Regions from separate parts of the Homo sapiens genome. Here region 2 is linked to region 1. A link is an interaction called in ENCODE POLR2A ChIA-PET data of the cell type or tissue named here. Cell type or tissue: A673. All regions are shown on one strand. Links, peaks and the distances in the headings refer to the core of each region. The heading gives the core; the rest is flanking DNA. Region 1 overlaps GATAD2B (GATA zinc finger domain containing 2B). Region 2 has its middle 19 kb from the start of MIR8083.

Region 1 (9,308 bases), core at 1,309-9,308:
ACTGGGTGCTCTTGCAGCCAGGGTGAGAGCAGCCCACTGCCTGGGGTTGTGGTGGGCATCCACGTGGGCCTGGCTGCCCTCATCATTTGCCTCCTCTGCCTCTTCCTGGGCTGGAGACATAGCTAAGGGCCAGGTAAGGGCTAATGTGGGAAATCTGCCAGGGAGACAGTCTGCATCACTGTGGCACAGGGCCAAAGAGAGCAAAAAAGCCCCAATCTACAACCAATCAATTTTACCAATGAGGAGACTCAGGCAGAGAGAGGAAGCCAATTCTTTTCAGAGCTGTGTGGTACCAGGGGCAGGAGAAGGCCTGCCATGAGCCGGGAAGAGAGAACTGGGGCTCCCAAAGCAAAGAACAAGGGCAGCAGAAATGAGCTAGAGCCAGTTCCCTGCCATCCAGCAGCATGAAGAGGGGTCCACCCTCTCCATCTCTGGGGAGCATGGAGCAGGAGGAGGGGTTGGGAGCCATGCGAGGCAGAGGGAGGCACCAGACAGACCACACTGCTGACCCTTCCTACCCGGGCAGCCTCCTCTGCAAACAGGAGTCCCAGGAATGCTGGGCAGTGCCTCGGACTGCCTCGGACAGAACTGGGGGCCATCAAGGCCAGACTCAGAGTGGAGGGAAGCTGGGGGAGAAGACTGAACTCACCACCCAGGTGAGGCGGATTCAGTGATGGGGAATGAGTGGGGGAAACTGGAGTGTTTGAGGCCTTGGTCCAGAGGCCTGACCTCCTTCACCCTCAGGTGACTGTGGAACAGCTGGCCTTGGCCTAGGGCCCTCCAAGTTGGCTCCCTCCGAGATGCCACTAACTCCAGATACACCAAAGAATCTACCTCACCTGTCCCTGTCACCCCAGAGTCAGGAAAGAACCAAAAGTCCCTCAGCTCCTCTCCGGGGAGGGGCAGGACTGGCCATAGTGGGAGAGAAGAGGGTGTGGTTTCTCTGTTCCTCCCAGACCTCAAGAAATGGGAGAATCTGCATCCCTTCCCCCAACACACCAAATAACCTCAAACTAAACCAAGCCCAGCTGGGAGTTACCCCCAACCCAGTTACTCCTGCCTCATAACCCCATCCAGTATATTCACCTCTTCTTGATCCAAATATGAACCTGCCCAAAGACACCTAGCTTTAAGGGTTCCCCACAAAATGGCGGCAGGGGAAGAGGCTCTGTCATCACCTCCATCTCACAACCTGAAGCCCTCCAGTCTAAAATCTGTCTCTGTCTCCTCGTGCCCAAGCTGAGCTCTGCCCAGGGACAGGCGACCTGCATTCCTTGTGGTCCGAGTGAGCAGGTGGGCAAAGGGGGTGCAGAGTTTCTTGCCCCCCTTCTCCCTACAACATGACTCTTAAATATCTGAGCTCATATGAGCTTCTCTGAGCAACCAAATACCCATTTCCCCCTTCCCAGATCCAAAGCACTGGCTCCTCCGCAGGGGGTCCTCCTTACCCATTTGATTTTTATTTTTGAAAGAGATTAGTTTGAGTCAGGGTTTTGGCAGTCTTGAATCGCCTGTAGAATGAGCACAGAGGCTGGGGAGCACTCCCCATCTCCCCTCCCTCAACTCTTGGGGTCTGAAGAGCACCTCTTTCCCACTTCTCCCTCTACCAGCCTATTGGCATCCAGAGCACCACAGTCCCTCCTTATCCAGCTCTGCCATGCTCTAAAGCCAAAGCCCCAGCCACTTCCTCAATCACTCTCTCTCCAAGGCTGCCCAGTATTGTGCCAAAAAGGGAAGGGTCTTGGGGGAAGGAAAGCCCATGGCTTAGAGGACCCCAAAACTGTCTCCTGTGCTCTTATAGAGTAATGCTAGTACCAATGACAAGACTCCAGAAAGGCTGGGCTCTGGCCCTCCACAATAGTGCCCTCTGCACAAGGCACAGCAGCAGCTGTAACTAAAAAACGTGGCTGAGGAGCAAGAGGGCTAAGAATAGCCCCAAACATCAAGTCCTTGAGGAAATGACATCCTCTTCTCTGGTTGGGCCTGGTCTAACTGCTTTGTTGGAAATAAATAACCAAAACGGAAAAAATAAATTAGGATCTGGTTAATGCTTTGGGCTGAAAGGAAAACTTGGGGGAGGGGAGTGATGAGATGGTGAGAAAGTGTAGTTCCAGATCTTTCAGGGGATGCTGCATTCAGATTGTTAAAGAACTATATTCGGTAGTTTACTAGAAAACAGCAATGTGAACCCCTGCTGGTAAATAAGGCAACCGTCTAGAGGAACAAGCATGTTACAAAAGATTATTTATTTTCTTTTATAGAGATGGGGTCTCACTACATTGCCCAGGCTGATCTCCTGGCTCAAGTGATCCTCCCACCTTAGCCTCCTGAGTAGCTATAGGCATGCAGCACTGTGCCTGGCTAAAGGATTCTGTCACTAGAGACCAGAGCAGTGTGGTGGGAAGGGCCAAGCACTGCTAGGGGACACCTTTCCCTAGGAGAGAATGGAGACCCAGCCCCCTCCCCATGATACCATTAGACCTAAAGTCATCAGATAACTAAAGTGGGGTTGGTGGCTTCCAGAATACTGGCTCCAGCTAGAGCTGGAGGGGAACAAGAACACAGAAGTAGGTCAGGGCTTTAAACAATCATCACAATCAAAGAGAAGGATACAAACCAAAGGTACTCAGTCCGTGGCTGGACTGACTAGGGAAGACAGCCATAGCTCATCTCCCAATTACCCTGAAAATTCTCCCGCCAAACTGCCACCCCCAGCCCCATAACTAAAGCACAAGCCACAGGAAAGTTTTAGAAACCATTCCTTTCTTTATTAAACATAGCTTGCAAGTGATAAATATTACAAAGTTTTTTTTTCTTTTAATCCTTTCTCCAAAAATTAGCTTATTATTTGAATCTGTCACTGCTGAAATGCTCAGCAGCATCTGAAACAGATGGGAGTGTATTTGCCTTTTTGAAAACCAGTTTCTATTGGTCTTAGTTTTTTCATTTTATTTCCCAAACACAATGCAGAAAATCAGAATGAGTTAAAAAAGAAATAAAGGAAACTTAAAGAGAGTTGTGCAAAAGGGTCTTGTTCCCCTCCCACCCACCCTATTCAGGGAAGGCCATTCCCCATCCCACCTCCCTGCTCCCCACCCCCCAACCCCAATCTATCCTTTCACCTTCACCAGGGCTTCACCCATCACCCTGTACCCTCTCCAGGCTTTATCAGCCCAGAACCTAAAGAAGAGAGTAGGAGTACTCAGCCCAGGCTGTGGGGAAATTGGGCCCCTGAAGGAGACAGACTGTGAAACAGCTGCCTTTAGCGGGGTTCAGATGAAATCTGAGGAAAGGAGACAAAATGTGGGCTGTGTCTGCGCTCTCCTATTTTATCACCAAGATGGGGGAAAAGTTACACATCCTGTAGCTCACAAAGGGAGTAAATAACTAAAGCACCAACCTGGGGCATTCAATTGTCAACCACCCTTAAGGGCTCTGTGGTTGGCTGTGAGATGGGGCTTGAGGCCTAGTCCCCGCCCTCAGATGACTAGAGGCATAAAGGCAAAGATGTCACTGGTCTGATGCCCTGGACATGACTCTGCTGCCTCTCCCAAATCAAGGGTAACCATAGAGGACTGGCAGTTCTCCAAGAGCATTGTCATACACATAACCACTTCAACGCGAGTCACTTTCAGTTCCTCCCTGGTTTCTGGGCCCAACACTTTCCTCACCTCAAGTTGTTTTTTGGTTTTGGCAGGTGAGAAGTATAGAATTTTAAACTTGGTGGCCAGATGATCCCCCTCTTCACTTCACAGATAAGAAAATTGATACTCAGAAAATTAACTCTACCAAAGATCATATAGCAAGTTAGTAGGAGACCCCAGGTCTCCAGATTGTAGCCCCCTCAACCCCTTTTGTGTTGGTGGTTCTTTTTACTCTACAAAGTCCTGGACCAGGAGGTCTTGGCTTTCACAGGAGCTCAGCCTCACCTCGGTTCACGCAGCCTAAGGCTGTGCAGATGGATGTGGCTCTCACTAGGTGAAATTTCCTCAGGATGACTTATTAAAATCCTTTCTATCATCCCCTGACAATCCACCCTCAAAGGCCCATAAGACTAGGTTCTTTCTTTTTTGAGGAGGTGGGGTGGGGGAAATCCCTTGCATAAGAAAGCTTGACACTGAATTTTGTTATATAGGTATATTGTATATATGCTGATGCAATCAGAGGAAAAAAACAGTGCAAATACAATTACAATTCATAATAATACTTGGTTTCGATGCCCCCGGGAACTGCCCCATTCCTCGGCTACCTCCCAGCCCCCAGCACTTCCCCACAGTATCAACCTAATGCTGGGGGATAGGGAGGGTGGGCAGGTTAGGGTAGGGAGTGGGCTCTGCCAAGGCAGTGCTGGTGACCCGGAGGGACTACTCCAGGGTGGGGAGGCAAGGCACAAATTAGGGGTGGGTGGTGGGGGAGGTGGCATCTCTAAGGAGGGATGGGGTTGGAGCAGCTGCCAGTCTCAGTGTGCTGGGCCCGGCCCACTCCCCTACCCACCCTCCACAGCCCTGCCTCCCTACCCCCTCCCCTTCCCCAGAAACCCTTTTGCACGGATCATACACAAACGGGCACATTACAAAATGACATAACACAGTTTCACAATATCCATGGCTAGGGCTTTTTTTTCTCTTTTTCAGGTTTTTTTTTTTTTCTACACAATGTACAATTCCTTTTAAATGGATCAAGAAATAGCTTATATACATGAACGAGTCCTTGTTATAACATCTCGGCAGCAAATATCATAAGCTAATGAAGGTCTTGATGGAAAGGATGGGAGCCTAGGACGGGGGTGGGGGTAGGGGGTGTGGAGAGAAGGGTTATGCCTTCTGGAGGAGTGGGGAGAAAAGGGAATGATTAGGGAAAAGGAACAAAAGTAAAATATCAAGAAGCATCTTTACAAAGCAGTTCTATAGCTAATTCCTTTTAAAGGGGAAAGGAAAGGTAACCAAAGCAGGAAAACATTTATCTCTGTGTCTTAAAAAAAAATTGTCTACCATACATATATCCAAAAATGTGGGAAAAATACTTATTCCAGGGAGAGAGGGAGTTCAGATGCTGTGGTCAAATTATAAAATAAAATCGACAAATAAGAACCTCTGTCCCCTAGTTTTACTCAAGCCTTACCGCTATTCCACCCATTTCAGGCTTCCAGGGAGTAAGACACCAACCTTAAAATACTGCTTTTAGTGCCTCTGGGGATGGAGGAAGCCAGGCAGAACTGGTGGGATCCTCACTCTACTAATAATGCTCCAAACAGAGGGTCTTTCCTCCTGTCCTTAGGGCATGAGGTTTAGTGTCTACACGGCCCAGAGCCTGGAGATGGATAGTAACAAGTAGACTTGGAGGGACACAAGGCAATCAGTGATGAAAAAAAAGAGACGGAGAATTGAGGAAGACAGAAGGATGAGGAAGGAGGAGGGAAGGGAGGAGGTGGAAGGTTAACACTTTACCATGATTAGGGAGACCTCACCTCCATCACTAATCCCTGGGAAGAGTATGAAAATGGGGAGAAGAAAGGGTAAGAAATCAAACCTCAGCGGTTGAACAAAGGGTCACCGAGCTATACTAGTCAAGAAGCAGCTTCTATGTAACTGACCCTGAGGGGATAAAAACAGGGAAGATTCCACCATCTCCCCTGTGACCTCAGCACCTAAGCAGGCACTCGACTATAGGCTTTCCTTCTCCATGATTCCCCAACTCTATACATCTTACTTCCAAACCCCATTCTAAGGTGGCCTGGCTCCCAGGGAAAGGACTCAGCTCAGGGCAGGGCAGGGACAGCCCCCAGCCAGACGGTATTGCACATTCTCTGTTCCTTACTTTTAATCTCAACTGACAAACTTGGGCATCTCGTACCTCTGAGCACCTCTGAGCTTGGGGAGAGGGAGACGTAACAGAAATGGCACTTCATCATGAGGGAGGGAGGAAGAGGCTAGACAGACATGCCACAAGGCAAGATGACTTGTGGGGAAAACATTTTTAAAAAAAGCTTCCAATTTTGTGGAAGAGAGAAAAGCAAAACCAAACAATTTATCCAGTGCTTTCAAAGCACAGAGGGCAAAGAAAAGATGTAAGAATATATCTTTATATATATATATATAATTTTAAAATAATCCCAGACCCAGTTCCATTAACCCCCCTCCCTCTCCCACCACTTACAGTCAGGGGTACCACATTCCCCGGAAAAATACTCAAAAAACCCAATCACTACCTGTTACTAGCATCTAGCTTCCAGATCATTTCACCACTGGGGGAGCCCAGACACTGGCTGCATCTCTGCTCCTTTAAGTGCTCAATGAATTTGGGGTAAGGGAGGAAAGAAAAAAGCCAGGAAGGCCCGTAGGGCCAGTATAGTCACCCACAGTGGCACTGGGGTGTGGGGAGTAGAGGCCAGAGTAGGGGAACTGAGCCTGATTTTAGCTCTTTCTCCCACCCCACCTCCAAATTTTATGGGGAAGGTGTGCAGTTCATGTGTGTGTTAATTTTAAAAGTGCCTTCTTTAAAAAATTACTTAATTTTAAAAAATAAAAGTGGGGAAACTTCCTCAGGTGACTTTCAAGGGCAAAATATTAAACTTCTCCTCATTCTTCTCTGCTGAGAACATTCCCCCCAGTGCACTCTGGCAGCTTCTGGAGCCAGAGAGGCAGGTGGGTGTACACTATGAGAAGAGCAGAAACCCGTACCTTTAAGGGGCTTCCCTTACTTCAAAAACAGCCTGGTCCACTCCGTCTTCCCACAGTGTGGGCAAATGGGATGCTAATCTCCCCAGTCCCCAGAACAGCAACATTGCACAATTCAATTCATTCTCTACATTAGTAGCGCTTAAAAAAAAAAAAAAAAAAAAGGCAAAATTAATATCATTCTGGGGGCGGGCGGGGGGCAGTGGGAAGCAACTATTTGTACAGCAGAGGTCCTAAGCTGGTTTTGCCATGAGCTGTTTGGCTTTGAGCAGTTGGTTCTGCAGCTGGTGCAGCAGAGTAAGGACAGGACTCCAACCTGATTGTGTACCCCCAGCCTCTCATCTCCTGGCACTCAGAGGGTGAAAGAATAGGCAAATATGCGAATCTCAACTGTTGGAAGAGAAATCCTTTCTTTCGTCTAAGTCTATTTCCTCCTGTTGTCACTTGACTCATTTATGTCCACCCAACTTGTGGGACACCCAGCAAACAGCCTTGGAACAGCCGTTCCTCTGTATTATAGATGGGGCTATGGTTAGAGGGGATAGATTAGAATTTTTAAAAGCAGGGTGGGGTGAGGGAGAATTTTACAAAGAATACAAGATGAAATAATTTTGGGCTGGTTGGCCTGGAATAGACTTCCGTGTTCCCAATGGGGTCAGGAGATCGGTCTTATTTCCCCAAGATACAGAAAGGCAGGACCTAGTTTCAATCCTCCCTGGCTCATAATTGAGCCCATCTTCATACCTCTTTCTTCCCGTCTTCTATGGGTAAATTCCAGAGTGGTTGAGTTTTAAGCTCCTCCCCAGGCTCTTTCCCCTCATTCTTAGAGCCCAACTTCAGTACCAAACACTGCCACCCAAATTGTCCAGCCCCCAAACACCCACAGGTAGGGTGCTATTCGTCCTTCTTTGATACCCCCCACCCTGCGCCCTCCTCCGGTTAAGTGCATTCAAAACTTCTGCCCCTAACACTCCTAGTCATGTCCTACTTGGCAGCTGGGACCCCTACTGCAATCTGCAATGCTCGTATCATTGAACTGAATGTCATTTGTGTTTACAAAAAAAAAAAAAAAAAAGGAAGAAAAGGAAAAAGAAAAAGATTGGTTGAGTGGGGGAAGGTTTAACCGTCCACTGAACAAAGGGAGGACACACAACATCATTAAAAATGGTAATAATTATAGCATAAAACAACTTTAGAAACACACATCGGAGGGCTTAGATTCTCCCCAGGACCTCATTCTGACCTCTATCAGAGGTAAAGATCCACCTCACTGTTAAAGAAAACTGAAGAGAGAAGACAGAGCGGCAGAAGAACAGATCGCAGCAGTGTGAAATAAAGGGGAGGTGGCAGGGCAGGGCGTGTGTTTTCTTGCTGATCTCTATTTTTTGTCTTCTGTTTTTCTGTTTTGCTTTCCGTGTATGGTAGGCACCAGTACAGGCACTGCATGCGACAGAAGTTGGGGGAATGAAAGAGGAAAGGGATAAAGGATTCAAGGATGGGGCAGTACAAGTGGAACAGGCGTTATTTCTGTCCACTGATGGACTGCGATATAGACCGGGGAGGGATCATGTCTAAAAGGTATTCACGCTGTCGGTCTGCCAAACTGGGGCCTTTGTGTCCTCCGATGCCAGTATTCAAGTATGCAATGTTGACACCTGGACCCAGGAGACAAAAGTGGAGGGCAGGTATTAAAAGAGGAAATAACATTCCCTTCCACTCTACCCTCGGGCTGCAGAGTTGGAGATGGAAAGGAAGCAGAATTTACCAGTATCTGGTCACACTTGGTTAGCTTTATTTCAACAGCAACTTTCTTTTTCTTTTTTGAGATGCAGTCTCATTCTGTCACCCAGGCTGGAGTGCAGTGGTGTGATCTCCGCTCACCTCTGCCTCCCAGACTCAAGCAATTCTCCTGCCTCAGCCTCCAGAGTAGCTGGAATTATAGGCGCGTGCCACTACTGCCCGGCTATTTTTTGTATTTTTAGTAGAGATGGGGTTTCACCATGTTGGCCAGGCTAGTCTTGAACTCCTGACCTCAAATGATCCAACGGCCTCAGCCTCCCAAAGTGCTGGGATTACAGGCATGACCCACTGCACCCAGCCAATTAATTTTGTTTGCTTATTTATCTGAGACAGAATTTCGCTCGTTGCCCAGGCTGGAGGTGCAGTGGCACAATCTCAGCTCACTGCAAGCCCCACCTCCCAAGTTCAAGCGATTCTCCTGCCTCAGCCTCCCGAGTAGCTGGGATTACAGGCACCAGCCACCACGCCGGGCTAATTTTTTGTATTTTCAGTAGAGATGGGGTTTCATCATGTTGGCCAGGGTGGTCTTGAACTCCTGACCTCAGGTAATCCACTCGCTTTGGCCTCCCAAAGTGCTGGGATTATAGGCATGAGCCACCACGCCCAGCCAATTTTTTGTATTTTTAGTAGAGACAGGGTTTCACCATGTTGGTCAGCCTGGTCTTGAACTCCTGATCTCAAGTGATTCGCCTGCCTCGGCCTCTCAAAGTGCTGGGATTACAGGTGTGAGCCACCGCGCCCTGCACAGCAACTTTATTTCAATCCCCACTCATATTCCTAAGCTTTAGGAAAAGGGGACTTCCTGAAATTTCGGTCCTACCAAGAATAATG
Region 2 (9,547 bases), core at 428-8,427, 99 kb before region 1:
TTCAATAGGCTGAGGCAGGAGGATCCCTTGAACCCAGGAGTTCAAGGTTACAGTGAGCCATGATGGTGCCACTGCACTCCAGCCTGAGTACAGAGTGAGACGCAGACTTACAAAAAAAAAAAATCACCTAAGATTCTGACATCAAAATAGTCATTATTGGCAGTGCATGGTGGCTTACATCTATAATCCCAGCTTGTTGGGAGGCCAAGGCAGGAGGATCACTTGAAGCCCAGGAGTTTGAGACGAGCCTAAGCAACATAGCAAGACCCTATCTCTACAATTATAAATATAGTATTTGTTAATATTTGGCCAGGCGTGGTAGTACATGCCTGTAGGCCCAGCTACTTGGGGAGAGGAGGCAGGAGGATCACTTGAGGGCCGAAGTTCTGGGCTGTAGTGCACTATGCAATCAGGTGTCCCCACCACATTGGGCATAAATCTGGTGATTTCCTGGGAGCAGGAGACCACCAGGTTGCCTTATAAGGGGTAAACTGGCCCACATCGAAAACAGAGTAGGTCAACATTTCCATGCTAATCAGTAATGGGATCCAGCCTATGAATAACCACTGCACTCCAGCTCGGGCAATACAGCAAGACCCTGAATTTTTTTTCTTTTTTTTTTTGAGACAGTCTTGCTCTGTGGCCCAGGATGGAGTGCAATGGTGTGATCTCAGATCACTACAACCTCCACCTCCGGGATTCAAGCAATTCTTCTGCTTCAGCCTCCCAAGTAGCTGGGATTACAGGTGGGCGCCACCACACCTGGCCGTACCCACATTTTTTAAAAATTAAAAAAATAAAAATAAGGCCAGGCACGGTGGCTCACCCTTGTAATCCCAGCACTTTGGGAGGCCAAGGTGGGCAGATCACCTGAGGTCAAAAGTTCGAGACCAGCATGGCCAACATGGCAAAACCCTGTCTCTAATAAAAATACAAAAATTAGCCAGGCGTGGTGGCGGGCACCTGTAATCCCAGCTACTCGGGAGGCTGAGACAGGAGAATTGCTTGAACCCAGGAACTGGAGGTTTCAGTGAGCCAAGATCGCGCCATTGCACTCCAGCCTGGGCAACAAGAGTGAAGCTCCATCTCAAAAAAAAAAAAAAAATTTAGCCTGGCGTGGTGGCACGTGCCTGTAGTCCCAGCTACCAGGGAGTTTGGGGTTGGAGGATTGCTTGAGCCCGGGAAGCAGAGGTTGCAGTGAGCTGAGATCCTGCCACCACACTCCAGCCTGGGCTACAGAGTGAGACACTGTCTCAAAAAAATAAAAAATAAAAATAAAATGTAAAAAAATCTGATGAACATCATTCCAATGTGAATTATAAATTGTTTGATGTTAGGTATTTATTTATTTATTTATTTTATTTTTTATTTTTATTTATTTATTTGTTTTTTTTGAGATGGAGTTTCACTCGTTGCCCAGGCTAGAGTGCAATGGCGCGATGTCGGCTCACCACAACCTCCACCTCCCGTGTTCAAGCGATTCTCCTGCCTCGGCCTCCTGAGTAGCTGGGATTACAGGCATGCGCCACCACGCCCAGCTAATTTTGTACTTTTAGTAGAGACGTGGTTTCTCCATGTTGGTCAGGCTGGTCTGGCTGGTCTCAAACTCCTGACCTCAAGTGATCCACCCGCCTTGGCCTCCCAAAGTGCTGGGATTACAGGTGTGAGCCACCACGCCTGGCCTATGTTAGGTATTTAATATAAATGCCTTTCATATTTATAGAAAAGCCATTCCAGCTCCCCACCTCTTCCAATGGTCCTAGAGAGGTAGGGGGCAAGACTCAACTCAGGAGGTGGGGCTCAGAAATAGGACCAAGTTGACGACTAGCTAAAACAGGGACTGAAGAGAAGCAGCTTTCCATGACATGCCCAACAGTGTGCCCTGTCAGTTCACCATTGCCATGGCAACACTGGGATGTTTCCGCCCCTTTCCATTGCAACAACCTGATGACCTGGAAATTACCAACCTTTTCCTAGAAATTTCTGCATAGCCCGCTTCTTAATTTGCATGTAATTAAAAGTGAGTTATAGGCTGGGCGAGTTGGCTCACGCCTGTAATCCCGGCACTTTGGGAGGCCGAGACGGGCGGATCACTTGAGGTCAGGAGTTCCAGACCAGCCTGGCCAACATGGTAAAACCCCATCTCTACGAAAAATATAAAAATTACCCAGGAGTGGTGCTGCACGCCTGTAATCCCAGCTACTCCAGAGGCTGAGTCAGGAGAATCGCTTGAACCCAGGAGGCAGTGAGCTGAGATCTCATCACTGCACTCCAGCCTAGGTGACAGAGCAAGACTCCATCTCAAAAAACAAAAACAACAACAACAACAAAAAAAGTGAGTTATAAATATGACTGCAGGCTGGGCGTGGTGGCTGACGCCTGTAATCCCAGCACTTTGGGAGGCCAAGGTGGGTGGATCATGAGGTCAGGAGATCGAGACCATCCTGACTAACATGGTGAAGCCCCGTCTCTACTAAAAATACAAAAAATTAGCCAGGCATGGTGGCGGGTGGCTATAGTCCCAGCTACTCGTGAGGCTGAGGCAGGAGAATGGCATGAACCCGGGAGGCGGAGCTTGCAGTGAGCTGAGATCGCGCCACTGCACTCCAGCCTGGAGAGACAGCGAGACTCTGTCTCGAAAAAATAAAATAAAATAAAATAAAAATGACTGCAAATGGCCTTTGAGCTGCTACTCTGGGTACACTGCCGATGGGGTAGCTGTGCTCCCCAGGGAGCAGCACCTGTGCTGCTGCTGTACCCTGCTGCTTCAATTAAAAGTTGCAGTTTAACACCGCTGGCTCACTATTGAATTCTTTCCTGGGGGAGACCAAGAACCCTCCCAGGCTAAGTGGGGCCCACCTGCCCTGCATAGCACTGGCTTTTTTTTTTTTTTTTTTTTTTTTTTTTTGAGACAGGGTTTCCTTCTGTCACTCAGGTGGGAGTGCAGTGGCTGGAGTGCAGGGATGACTTCTTGGCTCACTGCAACCTCCACTTCCTGGGCTCAAGTGATCCTCCCACCTCAGCCTCCCAAGTAGTTGAAACTACAGGCCCACACCACCACACCTGGCTAATTTTTGTGTTTTTTGTAGAGATAGGGTTTTGCCATGTTGGCCAGGCTGGTCTCCAACTACTGGGCTCAAGCGATTTGCTCACCTTGACCATCCAAAGTCCTGGGATTACAGGCATGAGCCACTGAGCCAGGCCCAGCATTGTCTTTTCTAAGTAGGCAGAGGTCCGCTGTCTCTTCTAACAACAGTGCCCACCCCCTCCTACCCCTCCATTTGGAGTCTCAGCAGTACAACATCACTACAGATGCTCTTTGACTTATGGGGGATGGAGTTACATCCCAATATGTCCGTCCTAAATTGAAAGTATTATAAATTGAAAATATATTTAATACAACTAGCAAGTATCTATAATAATTAAAAATTAAATATTAGCCAGGCACAGTTGCTCACACCTGTAATCACAGCACTTTGGGAGGCTGAGGTGGGCAGATCACATGAGGTCGGGAATTCAAGACCAGCCTGACCAACATGGAGAAACCCCGTCTCTACTAAAAATACAAAATTAGCTAGGCGTGGTAGTGCATGCCTGTAATCCCAGCTACTCGGGAGGCTGAGGCAGGAGAATCACTTGAACCGGGGAGGCAGAGGTTGCGGTGAGCTGAGATCGTGCCATTGCACTCCAGCCTGGGCAACAAGAGTGAAACTCCATCTCAAAAAAAAAAAAAGAAAAAGAAAAATAGTAAGTCAAAGACCATCTGTAGTTTCTTGAGACACTTCTCCAAGATCTTGGCTAGGCATGTGGTTCAAACCTGTAATCCCAGCACTTTGGGAAGCCAAGGCAGGAGGATTCCTTGAAGCCAATAGTTCAAGATCAGCCTGGGAAATATAGAGACTCTATCAAAAAAAAAAAAAAAAAAAGAGACAGAAAGAGGAAGGAAGGGAGGAAGGAAGGAAAGAAGGGAGGAAGGGAGGAAGGAAAGGGGAGGAAGGGAGGGCGGGAGGGAGGGAGGCAAAAGAAAAGAGAAAGAAAGAAAAAGAAAAAGAAGAAAGAAAGAGAAAGAAAGAGAAAGGGAGGGAGGGAAAGAAAAGAAAAGGAAGGAAGGAAAGAAGGAAGGAAGGAAGAAAAAGAAAGAAGGAAAGAAAAAGAAAGAAAGAAAAGAAAGAAAGAGAAAGAAAGAAAGAAAGAAAGAAAGAAAGAAAGAAAGAAAGAAAGAAAGAAAGAAAGAAAGAAAGAAAGAGAGAGAGAAAGAAATCTCCGGGCTCTGACTCCAAACTCTGTCACTCTGGATGAGTGCCTGTGGGTTTGCCCTAGTCTTTCCCTGTCCCTTTGACAACCTGCCTCCTTATCTGGGGCAGAATCTTCCAGGTGCAGCCCGAGGAGTGCAGACAGAAGGCAATTGTCACCTCCATACCTATTATGGAACTTGTGGCCACACATACACTCCTCCCTCTACCCCCACAGAATTTCTCACATTGCTCCTGTTAATCCAAGTCTCTTCCACCTGGTTCTCTGTTAAATTTTAAAGTTAAAAAATAGCTATTTTGCTAAAGATTTCATACAGGATTTGGGGGAAAGGAGGGATATGTCACCTAGAGACCAGTTTTTGTTTTTGTTTTGTTTTATTTAAAAACTCCAGTGGACAGTTTTGCTGTCTCCTCAAAGTCCCTCTGCAGCTGGCCCAAGCCAGGGTGGATCCAGGTTTTGTGGGACTTGGAGTTTACACAGTTTGGTGGGTCCCCTTTAAAAAAAAGAATACAGGCCAGGTGCAGTGGCTCATGCCTGCAATCCCAGCACTTTGTGAGGCCGAGGCAGGCGGATCACGAGGTCAGGAGATTGAGACCATCCTGACCATCATGGTGAAACCCCGTCTCTACTAAAAATACATAAATTATCTGGGTGTGGTGATGTGTGCCTGTGACCCTAGCTACTCGGGAGGCTGAGACACGAGAATCGCTTGAACACAGGAGATCGCGTCACTGCATTCCAGCCTGGTGACAGAGCAAGAGTCTATCTCAAAAAAAAAAAAAATGGTTACGAAATAAATATTTAATTAGAAAGTGAAAAGAAATTACAAATTTCAAAAACCTGACAGAAATCCAAACATCTCACAATCTAGAAGGATATCTTTATTAGTAACTACCCATCTCACTTCTATAATATTAACTACTACTTTTCTCTTTTTTCCTTTTTAAAAAAATTTTTTAAAGTTTTTTTATTTTCTTTTTTTTTTTTTTTTTTTGAGACGGAGTCTCGCTCTGTCGCCCAGGCTGGAGTGCAGTGGCGTGATCTCAGCTCACTGCAAGCTCCGCCTCCCGGGTTCACGCCATTCTCCTGACTCCACCTCCCGAGTAGCTGGGACTACAGGCGCCTGCCACCACGCCCGGCTAATTTTTTTGTATTTTTAGTAGAGACGGGATTTCACCGTGTTAAGCAGGATGGTCTCGATCTCCTGACCTCGTGATCCGCCTGTCTCGGCCTCCCAAAATGCTGGATTACAGGCGTGAGCCACCGCGCCCGGCCTAAAGTTTTTTTATTTTCTGTCAGACACTCTACAGCTCAAACTCCTACTTTTCGCACTGCGTACTCTGATTGTTATTTCATATAACAATGATTTTGTAATACTTCTTTCTTTTTCAGACACGATCTTGCTGTGTCACCCAGGCTGGAGTCCAGTGGCATAATCATAGCTCGCTGCAGCCTCAATCACTCAGGCTCAAGCAATCTTCCCACCTCAGCCTCCTGAGTAGCTGGGACTGCAGGCACACACTCTGTCTAATTTTTAGAATTTTTTTTTTTTTTTTTTTTTTTTTTTTTTTGAGACGGAGTCTCACTCTGTCACCCGGGTTGGAGTGCGGTGGCGCGCTCTCGGTTCACTGCAACCTCTATCTCCCGGATTCAAGCGATTCTTCTGCCTCAGCCTCCAGAGTAGCTGGGATTACAGGCGCCCACCACCACGCCCAGCTAATTTTTTTGTATTTTTAGTAGAGATGGGGTTTTTTCATGTTGCCCAGGCTGGTCTCAAACTCCTGGGCTCAAGTGATCTGCCCGCCTCAGCCTCCCAAAGTTCTGGGATTACAGGCATAAGCCACTGTGCCCAGCCCATGATATCATTTTTTTATGGAGGAAAAAGAAAGATAGTTCAATCTTTTCTCTAGCAAAATCAAATGAAGTTTGTTTATTGATTGATTGATTGATTGATTGATTTTTATTTATTTATTTATTTTGAGACGGAGTCTTGCTCTATTGCCCAGGCTGGAGTGCAGTGACGCGATCTCGGCTCACTGCAAGCTCAGCCTCCCGGGTTCATGCCATTCTTCTGTCTCAGCCTCCCTAGTAGCAGGGACTACAGGCGCCCACCACCACACCCAGCTAATTTTTTTGTATTTTTAGTAGAGACAGGGTTTCACTGTGTTAGCCAGGATGGTCTCCATCTCCTGACCTCGTGATCCGCCTACGTTGGCCTCCCAAAGTGCTGGGATTACAGGTGTGAGCCACCGTGCCTGGCCCAAAAGAAGTTTATTTTTATTTATTTTATTTCTTTTTCTTTTGAGACAGGTCTCACTCTGTCACCCAGGCTGAAGTGCAGTGGCATGATTACAGCACACTACAGCCTTGAACTTCTGGGCTCAAGAGGTCCTCCTGCCTCAGACTCCCAAGTAGCTGGGACTACAGGCATGTACCACCACGCCTGGCTAATTTTTTAATTTTTTTGTAGAGGCACTGTCTCATTATTTTGCCCAGGCTGGTCTTGAACTCCTGGCCTCAATCAATCCTCCTGCCTTGGCTTCCCAAAGTGCTGGGATTACAGGCGTGAGCCACTGTGCCTAGCCCATTTATATATTTTTAATCTTTCACTATTATAAATGCTATGTCTAATCCCATACCTATACCTAATGTGTTATCTCATATCTATGTTTCATTCAATATATCTGTAAGATAAACTCCTAGAAATGGGATTAGTGAGTCAAAAGATATAATATGCATTTGCAACTTTTATATCTATTCCAAATTGACCCTATATAGGGTTTAACAACTTGCACACCCGCCAGCAATGCATGATAGTGACGAATTCCCCAAAACTTTGACAACAGTATCAAACTAAAGTGGCTTCGTTGGCTGGGGTAAATATCCGAGGTTCGTCGTCTGGTACCAAGAAAATTTAGGACACAAACACACAGGAGGAGTTTCGTGGTACCTCAGTTTAGCTTTATTTGGACTTGCAACCCGGGAGGCGGAGGTTGCAGAAAGAAAAAGGAGAACAGCTTTCTCTCTGGCAAGAAAGAGGGGCTTCCCAAAGGAAAAGACTGGCCGGCAGCAGAGTTCGCCGGATTTTATAGGCAGGCTTGAAAGGCGATGTCTGATTTACGTAGGTAAATCAAATTGGTTCAATCAGGTGTGACGTTTATATAGCTTGAGGGGAAGGCTGGCCACCCCACCCTAATCTTATTATGCAAATGAACTCTCCCCTTGCCAGGTGCCATATTATCTGCTCCTTACTGTACACTGTGGCTGACAAAGAGAAGGAAAGATGGAACTGCCATTTTGAACATGATTGGCACAACTGTTGGCATCTATGTCTGCAGCTCGATTTCACAGGCTGCTCTTTGTTAGAAAGGAAAATGATCTGGGGTTGCTTTTCATTAAAAGGAGAACCTCCTGGTGGCTCATGCCGGTAATCCCAGCACTTTGGGAGGCCGAGGCAGGTGCATCATGAGGTCAAGAGTTCGAGACCAGCCTGGCCAACATGGTGAAACCCCGTCTCTACTAAGAATACAAAAATTAGCTGGGTGTGATGGCACGTGCCTGTAACCCCAGCTACTCTGGAGGCTGAGGCAGGAGAATCACTTGAACCCAGGAGGCGGAGGTTGCAGTGAGCCGAGATCCTGCCACTGCACTCCAGCCTGGGTGACAGAGCAAGACTCCGTCTCGAAAATAAATAAATAAATAGGCCGGGTGCGGTGGCTCATGCCTGTAATCCCAGCACTTTGGGAGGCCAAGGCAGGTGGATCACTTGAGGTCAGGAGTTCAAGACCAGCCTGACCAAAATGGTGAAACCCCGTCTCTACTAAAAATACAAAACTTAGCTGGGCTTGGTGGGGCACGCCTGTAACCCCAGCTACTCGGGAGGCTGAGGCAGGAGAATCCGGAGGCAGAGGTTGCAGTGAGCCCAGATTGTCCACTGCACTCCAGCCTGGGCAACAGAGAGAGATTCCATCTCAATAATAATAATAATGGCCAGGTGCAGTGACTCATGCCTGTAATCTCAGCACTTTGGGAGGCCAAGGAGGGCAGATCACCTGAGGTCAGGAGTTTGAGACCAGCCTGACCAATATGATGAAACCCTGTCCATATTAAAAAAATATAAAAATTAGCTGAGCGTGGTGGCATTCACCTGTAATCCCAGCTACTCGGGAGGCTAAGACAGGAAAATTGCTTGAACCCAGGAGGCGGAGGTTGCAGTGAGCTGAGATCGCACCATTGCACTCCAGCCTGGGCAACAAGAGTGAAACTCCATCTGAAAATAATAATCAATCAATCAATCAATAAAAATAAAAGGAGAACCTTACCAAGGACTCCCATATCCTATCTGCCTAAGTAGATTCTTTTTTTGTTTGTTTGTTTAATTTTAAGACAGAATCTTGCTCTGTTGCCAAGGCTGGAGTGCAGTAGCACAATCTCAGCTCACTGCAGCCTCCGCCTCCCAGGTTCCAGCGATTCTCCTGCCTCAACCTCCCGGGTAGCTGGGATTACAGGCACGTGCCACCAGGCCCGGCTAATTTTTGTATTTTTAATAGAGATGGGGTTTCACCATGTTGGCCAGGCTAGTCTCAAACTCCTGACCTCAGATGATCCACCCACCTTGGTCTCCCAAAGTGCTGGGATTACAGGCGTGAGTCACTGCGCCCTGCCATCTTCTTAACTCCTATATCAAAACTGGGATTCTTGTCAACCTGACAGATAAAAAGTGGTACCTCAGTTTAGCTTTATTTGCTCCATTTAAAAAATGAGGTAGTCTGGTGCAGTGGCTCACGCCTGTAATCCCAGCACTTTGGGAGGCTGAGGTGGGTGGATCATCTGAGGTCAGGAGTTCGAGACTAGCCTGGCCAACATGGTGAAACCCCATCTCTACTAAAAATACAAAAATTAGCTGGGTGTGATGGCACATACCTGTAATCCGAGCTACTTGGGAGGCTGAGACAGGAAAATCACTTGTACCTGGGAGGCAGAGGTTACAGTGAGCCGAAATCACACCATTGCACTCCAGCCTAGGCAACAAGAGTGAAACTCCACCTCAAAAAAACAAAAACAAAAACAAAAAAAAAGCAACAAGCTAGGCACGGTGGCTCACGCCTGTAATCCCAGCACTTTGGGAGGCTGAGGCAGGCGAATTACAAGGTCAGGAGTTCGAGACCAGCCTGGCCAACATGGTGAACCCCGTCTCTACTAAAAATACAAAAAATTAGCTGGGCATAGTGGTGGACACCTGTAATCTCAGCTACTCGTGAGGCTGAGGCAGGAGAATAGCTTGAACCTGGGA

What was found. Peaks named below come from ENCODE experiments on the same cell type or tissue, not always from the same donor. Only the 100,000 strongest peaks of a DNase experiment are listed, where the experiment ranks them.
Region 2: POLR2A ChIA-PET joins it to region 1 with 12 read pairs; 2 of 35 experiments call an interaction of 5 or more read pairs at or near these places.

What each region holds. Positions count from the first base shown.
Region 1 is chr1:153,801,979-153,811,286 of GRCh38, forward strand. GATAD2B (GATA zinc finger domain containing 2B) reads right to left here. Exons shown (of 11, transcript NM_020699.4): 11 at 2,747-8,332. The coding sequence ends at 8,199. LOC124904425 (a long non-coding RNA gene) reads left to right here. Exons shown (of 4, transcript XR_007066633.1): 3 at 1-656; 4 at 745-1,109. Among named protein-coding and RNA genes, the nearest start is that of SLC27A3, 31 kb to the left of the region's middle. In A673, for the core only: no CTCF peak of the experiment used is centred there; no DNase peak of the experiment used is centred there; H3K27ac peaks cover 823 bases.
Region 2 is chr1:153,703,780-153,713,326 of GRCh38, forward strand. It overlaps the pseudogene GEMIN2P1 and the pseudogene RN7SL372P. Among named protein-coding and RNA genes, the nearest start is that of MIR8083, 19 kb to the left of the region's middle. In A673, for the core only: no CTCF peak of the experiment used is centred there; no DNase peak of the experiment used is centred there.